2 separate regions of the Homo sapiens genome follow, and region 2 is linked to region 1. Evidence: read pairs that join two places in POLR2A ChIA-PET (ENCODE). Cell type or tissue: OCI-LY7. All regions are shown on one strand. Region 1 overlaps KANK2 (KN motif and ankyrin repeat domains 2). Region 2 has its middle 8.3 kb from the start of SMARCA4.

The links. ChIA-PET counts read pairs that join two places held together with the same protein. Peaks named below come from ENCODE experiments on the same cell type or tissue, not always from the same donor. Only the 100,000 strongest peaks of a DNase experiment are listed, where the experiment ranks them.
Region 2: POLR2A ChIA-PET joins it to region 1 with 7 read pairs; 3 of 35 experiments call an interaction of 5 or more read pairs at or near these places.

What each region holds. Positions count from the first base shown.
Region 1 is chr19:11,178,461-11,182,460 of GRCh38, forward strand. KANK2 (KN motif and ankyrin repeat domains 2) reads right to left here. Exons shown (of 13, transcript NM_001136191.3): 5 at 93-260. Among named protein-coding and RNA genes, the nearest start is that of KANK2, 17 kb to the right of the region's middle. In OCI-LY7, no CTCF peak of the experiment used is centred here; DNase peaks (open chromatin) are centred at 1,451 and 1,721; H3K4me3 peaks cover 1,068 bases; H3K27ac peaks cover 1,784 bases.
Region 2 is chr19:10,950,773-10,954,772 of GRCh38, forward strand. No RefSeq gene overlaps it. Among named protein-coding and RNA genes, the nearest start is that of SMARCA4, 8.3 kb to the right of the region's middle. In OCI-LY7, no CTCF peak of the experiment used is centred here; no DNase peak of the experiment used is centred here; H3K4me3 peaks cover 1,033 bases; H3K27ac peaks cover 2,229 bases.

The DNA.
Region 1 (4,000 bases):
CAGCGGAGGTGCTGTGAGAGTCCTTCAGGGCCAGACTCCGAACTGGCGCCATCCCGGTGCCCCGTCCCTCTTGGCGGCCACCCACCACTTACCGGTGCCCCCGGCCTCCTCGGACTCTTGGGAGGCTGCTTGCCTGGTGGGCTCCCTGTGGGTGGGCTCCTGGGTGGGCACTCGGCCTGTGCTCTTCTCAGGCTGTGTAAGGGAGGCTACCTCGGACCCCGGGGGTGACGAAGACGATTCGGCAGGAACTTCTGGGAGGCCTGGAGGGACAGGAAATGAGTGTCTGCTCTTGGTCATAAAAGCCAAACCACCACAGCCCTGCGGGTCATACACCCTGGGCCAGGAGCTGTAACAGGGCTGATTTTTGTGTTACCACATCCAGTCTTCCTGCCCCTTGGAGGGAAATCGGATTATTACAGATGAGGAAACTGAGGCACAGAGCTGCCAAGGTAACCCCTTGAGCAGGTGGCAGAATCCAGTTTGGTGCCTGCCCAGCAGCTAGTCAGGGACAGGGACAACCCTGTGGCCCCATATTCCTGGCTCGAGCCTGAGTGATCGCTAAAAATAAGGTTTGGCCGGGCACGGTGACTCATGCCTGTAATCCCAGCACTTTGGGAGGCTGAGGCGGGCGAATCCCCTGAGATCAGAAGTTCGAGACCAGCCTGGCTAACATGGTGAAATCCCGTCTCCACTAAAAATAGAAAAATTAGCCGGGCGTGGTGGTGCACACCTGTCGTTCCAGCCACTCAGGATGCTGAGGCAGGAGAATTGCTTGAACCCGGGAGGCGGAGGTTGCAGTGAGCAGAGATCACGCCAATGCACTCCAGCCTGGGCAACAGAGCAAGACCCTGCCTCTCAAAAAAAAAAAAAAATCAGAGATAAAAACACGTCTTGGTGGCCAGGCACAGTGGCTCATGCCTGTAATCCCAGTACTTTAGGAGGCTGAGGCGGGCAGATCACGAGGTCAGGAGTTCAAGACCAGCCTGGCCAACATGGTGAAACCCCATCTCTACTAAATATACAAAAATTAGCTGGGCGTGGTGGGGGGATGCCTGTAATCCCAGCTACTCAGGAGGCTGAGGCAGGAGAATTGCTTGAACCCGGGAGGCAGAGGTTGCAGTGAGCAGAGATCACACCACTGCACTCCAGCCTGGGTAACAGAGAGAGACTGTCCTGAAAATAAAAAATAAAAAAAAAAAACACATCCTGACTAAAAAAACGAAACGAAACAAAAGAAAACAAAAGACAACAAAAAACACCCACCCAGGTTGGTCTGAGGACAAAGGTGACTTCCTGGATGCTGAGGTCCTGGACTGCCAGCCAACAGCGTGGAATAAAAGTCCAGTTTCCTTTTTGTGTAGCCACCAATGTCTTGGAATCCACTCAGGTCCCCCTGGGCCACATATGGCTGCTTTGTAAGACAGGGTTTCACTCCCTTCACTGAAGCTTGAGTGCAGAGATGCGATCTTGGCTCACTGTAACCTGTGCCTCCCGGATTCAAGTGATTCTCCTGCCTCAGCCCCCTGAGCGGCAGGCAGTAAAGGCGCATGCCACTGTGCCCAGCTAATTTTCTGTAATGTTTGTAGAGATGGGGTTTCACTATATTGCCCAGGCTGGTCTTGAACTCCTGAGCTCAAGTGATCCGCCTTCCAAAGTGCTGGGATTACCTCCGGAGCAGCACCGCCCAGCCCATGCATGGTTTCTGTGTCAGCATTTCCTCGGGGGTTCCCCTTCCTGTCCCCCGGGGCGCCAACTCTGAAGACCAATTAATTTGAATTCCCTTTAATGGCTAAAAAGGTTGTTGGGGTTTTTTTCTTTGTGACAGGGTCTTGTTATATTGTCCAGGCTGCTCTAGAACTCCAGAGCGCAAGGGATCCTCCCACCTCAGCCTCTCGCATAGCTGGGATTATAGGCATGAGCCACTATGCCCAGCCTTAAATTTTTTTTTTTTGCCATATACAGTGACTTCCTGAGGCCCACAGGCAATATTCAACTTTAGTACAGAACGGTGACCAAATGCTGGACATAGGCAAAGAGTAACATAGACAGGGCCGGCTGCATGAGACACTCGGTCATCGGCATGGCCAACAGCATCCCCAGACCAGGGTGTGGCCAGCTCATACCACAGAAAACATAAAAACCATGCCAGAGCCAAGGCTTGAACTCATGAGTGGGGAACTGAGCGAGAGCAAACGCCAGTTGCTATGTCCCTCTATGATTTTTCTTTTTAAACTTGGCAATAAATTCACGTGAAACAAACAAACATACTGCATGGCCAGGAGACAGATTCACAATCTCAATCTCTGCCCAAAATGCAGGGCGCCTAACTTGAAATCCTGGAGAGGCCGGGCGCAGTAGCTCACGCTTGTAATCCCAGCACCTTGGGAGGCTGAGGTGGGTGGGTCACTTGAAGTCAGGAATTAAGAGACCAGCCTGGCCAACATGGCAAAACCCCGTCTCTACTAAAAATATAACAATTAGCCAGGCATGGTGGTAGACATTTGTGATCCCATCTATTTGGGAGGCTGAGGCAGGACAATCGCTTGAACCCGGAAGGCGGAGGTTGCAGTGAGCCGAGATCATGCCACTGCACTCCAGCCTGGGGGATAGAGCGAGACTCTTGTCTCCAAAAAAAAAAAAAAAAAAAAAAAAAAAATTCTGGGAGAGCCAAAAAATGAGGTGGAGCAATATTATGCTAAGTGAAAGAAGCCAGATGCAAAAGGGACAAAAACATTGCATGATTTGATTCACAGGAGTTCCCTAGAGTTGTCAAGATTTATTATTATTATTATTATTATTATTATTTGATACAGTCTTTCTCCATCGTCCAGGCTGGAGGGCAGTGGCGTGATCTCGGCTCACTGCAACCTCTGCCTCCCAGGTTCAAGTGATTCTCCTGCCTCAGCCTCCTGAATAGTTGGGATTACAGGAGCCAACCACCATGCCCGGCTAATTTTTGTATTTTTACTAGAGACAAGGTTTCACCATGTTGGCCAGGGTGATCTTGAACTCCTGACCTCAAGTGATCCATCTGCCTCCGCCTCCGAAAGTGCTGGGGTTACAGGTGGGAACCACTGCGCCCAGCCCTAGAATTATCAGATTTAAACAGACAGAAAATAGAATGGTGGGTGCCAGGGGCTGGGGGAAGGAGAATGGGAAGTGTGTTTAATGGGGACAGTTTCAGTTTGGAAAGATGAGAAAGTTCTAAAGATGGATGATGGTGACAGTTGCGCAACAGTGTGAATGGGCTGGACATAGTGGCTCACACCTATAATCCCAGGACTTTGGGAGGCTGAAGGGGGAGGATCACTTGAGCCCAGGAGTGTGAGACCAGCTTGGGCAACATAGGGAGATCCTATCCCCAACAAATACAAGAAAAAACAAACAAACAAAAAAATGATGCAAATGTACTTAATGCCACTGAATTACATACTCAAACATGGATAAGATGGTTAATTTTTTTTTTTTTTTTTTTGAGACGGAGTCTTGCTTTGTCATCCAGGTTGGAGTGCAGTGATGCGATCTTGGCTCACTGCAACCTCTGCCTCCTGGGTTCAAGCGATTCTCCTGCCTCAGCCTCCTGAGTAGCTGGGATTACAGGTGTGTGCCACCATGCCTGGCTAATTTATATTTTTAGTAGAGATGGGGTTTTGCCATGTTGGCCAGGCTGGTCTTGAACTCCCAATCTCCAGTGATCCACCCGCCTCAGCCTCCCAAAGTGCTGGGATTACAGGCTTAAGCCAACACGCCCGGCCAGATGCCAAATTTTATGTTCTATCTATGTTACCACAATATTGTAAATGGCGAAAAAATTTGAGAGGCTGAGGCAGGAGGATCGCTTGAGGCCAGGAGTTCAAGACCAGCCTGGGCAACATAGCAAGACTCTATCTCTGCAAAAAATTAAAAAGTTAGCCAGGTGTGGTGGAGTGCGCCTATAGTTCTAACTACTTGGGACTATACTTGGCTGAGATGAAAAGATTGCTTGAGCCCGGGAGTTTGA
Region 2 (4,000 bases), 230 kb before region 1:
GAAAAAAGGTCTTCCTCTGTTGCCCAGGCTGGTCTTGAACTCCTGGGCTCAAGTGATCCCCCCACCCGGGCCTCCCAAAGTGCTGAGATTACAGATATGAGCCACCATGCCTAGCCTTATTTTATTTTTAACAGTAGCTCTCCTAATGGTGTGAGGTGGCTGCCACTTCTGAATTTTTTTTTTTTTTTTTGAGACAGAGTCTCGCTCTGTTGCCCAGGCTGGAGTGCAGTGGCACGATCTCAGCTCACTGCAGTTTCTGCCTCCTGGGTTCAAGCAATTCTCATGCCTCAGCCTCCCAAGTAGCTATAACCACATCTGGCTAATTTTTGAATTTCTAGTAGAGATGGGTTTTCACCATTTTGGCCAGGCTGGTCTCAAACTCCTTGCCTCAAGTCATCTGCCCCCGTAGGCTTCCTAAAGTTGTCACTTATGATTTTTTTTTTGAGACGGAGTCTCGCTCTGTCGCCAGGCTGGAGTGCAGTGGCGCGATCTTGGCTCACTGCAAGCTCAGCCTCCGCCTCTGCCTCAGCCTCCCAAATAGCTGGAACTACAGGCCCAAGCCACCACACCCAGCTAATTTTTGTATTTTTAGTAGAGATGGAGTTTCAGCATGTTGGCCAGAATAGTCTCGATCTCTTGACCTTGTGATCCATCTGCCTCGGCCTCCCAAAGTGCTGGGATTACAAGCATGAGCCACCGTGCCCAGCCTTTTCTTTTTTTTTTTTTGAGACGGAGTCTCTTTCTGTCGCCCAGGCTGGAGTGCAGTGGCACAATCTTGGCTCACTGCAAGCTCCGCCTCCCGGGTTCAGGCCATTCTCCTGCTTCAGCCTCCCCAGTAGCTGAGACTACAGGCGCCCGCCACCATGCCTGGCTAATTTTTTGTATTTTTAGTAGAGACGGGGTTTCACTGTGTTAGCCAGGATGGTCTCGATCTCCTGACCTCGTGATCCGCCCGCCTCTGCCTCCCAAAGTTCTGGCATTACAGGCGTGAACCACTGCGCCCGGCTAGCCTTTTTCTTTTTTAATTGAGATGGAGTTTAGCTCTTGTTGCCTAGGCTGGAGTGCAATGGCGCAATCTAGGCTCACTGCAACCTCTGCCTCCTGGGTTCAAGCAATTCTCCTGCCTCAGCCTCCTGAGTAGCTGGGATTACAGGCATCTGCCACCATGCCCAGCTAATTTATTTATTTTTAGTAAAGACGGGGTTTCTTCATGTTGGTCAGGCTGGTCTCAAGCTCCCGACCTCACGTGAGCCACCCGCCTTGGCTTCCCAAAGTGCTGGGATTACACACTTGAGCCACCGCGCGCCTGGCCGATTTTTTTTTTTTTTTTTTTGAGATGGAGTCCCATTTTGTCGCCCAGGCTGGAGTGCAATGGCACGACCTCGGCTCACTGCAACCTCTACTTCCCAGGTTCAAGCGATCCTCTTTCCTCAGCCTCCAGAATAGCTAGACTACAGGTGTGTGCCACCACATCTGGCTAATTTTTGTATTTTTTTTTTAGTAGAGGCGGGGTTTCACCATATTGGCCAGGCTGGTCTCACACTCCTGATCTTGTGATCTGTGTGCCTTGGCCTCCCAAAGTGCTGGGACTAGAGGCGTGAGCCACTGCACCCGGCCTACACTTACGATTTTTAAGAGGCTGTTGCTGTCTTCTGTTTTCAGAGAAGTGCATTTCAAGTTTACAAAATTGCCTAGCATGGTGGCTCATACCTTTAATCCCAGCACTTTGGGAGGCTGAGGTGAGAGGATTGCTTGAGCTCAGGAGATCAAGACCAGCCTGGGCAACATGGTGAAACTTCATCTCTACAAAAAATAAAAAAAATTAACCAGGTGTGGAGGTGCGCACCAGTAGCCCCAGCTACTCAGGAGGCTGAGGCGAGAGGATGGCTTGAGCTCTGGAGGTTGATGCTACAGTGAACCATGATTGTGCTACTGCACTCCAGCCTGGGTGTGACCAAGTGAGACCTTGCCTCAAAAAGTAACTAACTACCTACCTAATTAAATGTTTACAAAGTCACTAGAAGAATTTGTGTGCAGCCCCAGGGAAAAGTAATAGCTGGATAAGCCCAGAACAGCAAAATGCTTTTTCTGAGAGAAGCAGACCTGCTGAGGCCCAGACTCACTCTTCTCAGACTGAGAGCACATCTGCAGGTGATGTTTGGGAAACCCCGGCTTGGCTTGCCTTGGGACACTTCCAGTAGCTCCAGTTCAGGGTTGGAAAACCTGTTCTGCCACTGTCTTGTGGATGCCACTCCCAGGTTTATATATTTATTTATTTTTTGATGGACTTTCACTCAGTCACCCAGGCAGGAGCGGAGTGGCATAATCTCAGTCACTGCAACCTCCGCCTCCCAGGCTGGAGAGATTCTCCTGTCTCAGCCTCCCGAGTAAAACTGGGACCACAGGTGCCCGCCGCCAAGACTTGCTAATTTCTGTGTTTTTAGTAGAGACAGGGTTTTCCCATGTTGGCCAGGCTGGTTTCAAACTCCTGGCCTCAAGTGATCTGCCCGCCTCAGCCTCCCAAAGTGCTAGGATTACAGGAATGAGCCACCACGCCCAGCGCAATCTTAGGTGGATTTTCTCCATTTTACTTGTACTCGTGTGTGTGTGTGTGTGTGTGTGTGCGCGCGCGCGCGCGTGTGTAGTAAATTGTATACAATTTGCTTCCTATGTAGGTTTGCATATTCACGCCCACATTCAAAATACTGATCATGGCTGAGGCGAGTGGGTCACTTGAGGTCAGGAGTTTGAGATCCACCAGGCCAACATGGTAAAACTCAATCCCTACTAGAAATACAAAAATTAGCCGGGCGTGGTGGTGGGCTCCTGCAATCTCGGCTATTTGGGAGGCTGAGGCAGGAGAATTGCTTGAACCCAGGAGGTGGAGGTTGCAGTGAGCCAAGATTGCACCACTATACTCCAGCCTGGGAGACACAGCGAGACTCCATCTCAAAACAAATCAAATCAAAACAAAACAAAACAAAAAAATTTAATCAGATAGTATGTAACATTTTTGAGATTGGCTTCCCCTCCCCGGTTCCCGCCCAAAGCATAATTCCCTAGAGATTCATTCATCTCGCCTGGGTGCCGTGGTTCACGCCTGTAATCCCAGCACTTTGGGAGGCCGAGGCGGGCAGATCACGAGGTCAGGAGATTGAGACCATCCTGGCTAACACGGTGAAACCCCGTCTCTACTAAAAATACAAAAAATTAGCCAGGCGTGGTGGCAGGTGCCTGTAGTCCCAGCTACTCAGGAGGCTGAGGCAGGAGAATGGCGTGAACACAGGAGACAGAGCTTGCAGTGAGCCGAGATCCCGCTGCTGCACTCCAGCCTGGGCGACAGAGCAAGACTCCGTCTCAAATAAAAAAAAAAAAAAAGAGAGATTCATTCATCTCATCTGTTGTGCATCTCAATAGTTTATTCCTTTTTATTTATTTTTTTGAGACTGGGTCTTGCTCTGTGGCCCTGGCTGGAGTGCAGTGATGAAATCATGACTCACACAGCCTTGATCTCCTGGCCTCAAGTGATTCTCTCTCCTCAGCCTTCCGAGTAGCTGGGACTATAGGCATGTGCTGCCACGCCTCGCTTATTTTTAAAAGTTTTCTAGAGATACTGTCTCCCTATGTTGGCCAGGCTGGTCTAAAACTCTTGGGCTCAGGCGATCCTCCTACCTTGGCCTCCAAAAATGCTGGGAATACAGGCATGAGCCACCGCACCCAGTTTGGTGATTACTCTTGGTGGAGACCCAAAGTGCCATCATTCAGAGCCAGAATCTTAGAAGAGCTTAATAAATTCAACTTAAGATAAAACAATATAGCTAAAATAAAACACCTACAAAATTTCTAACAAATGTGGGCAGTCAGGTTTCCATATGTAGTTGGTAGAAGTGGGATGCTTAGTATAAACATGATGTGAAATGCTGGGGATTTCCTGAATTGTGTTAAAACCACAGCTACTGGATAAAATAAAGCTATTGCCCTGAGTTTCTGTCTTGGAAGA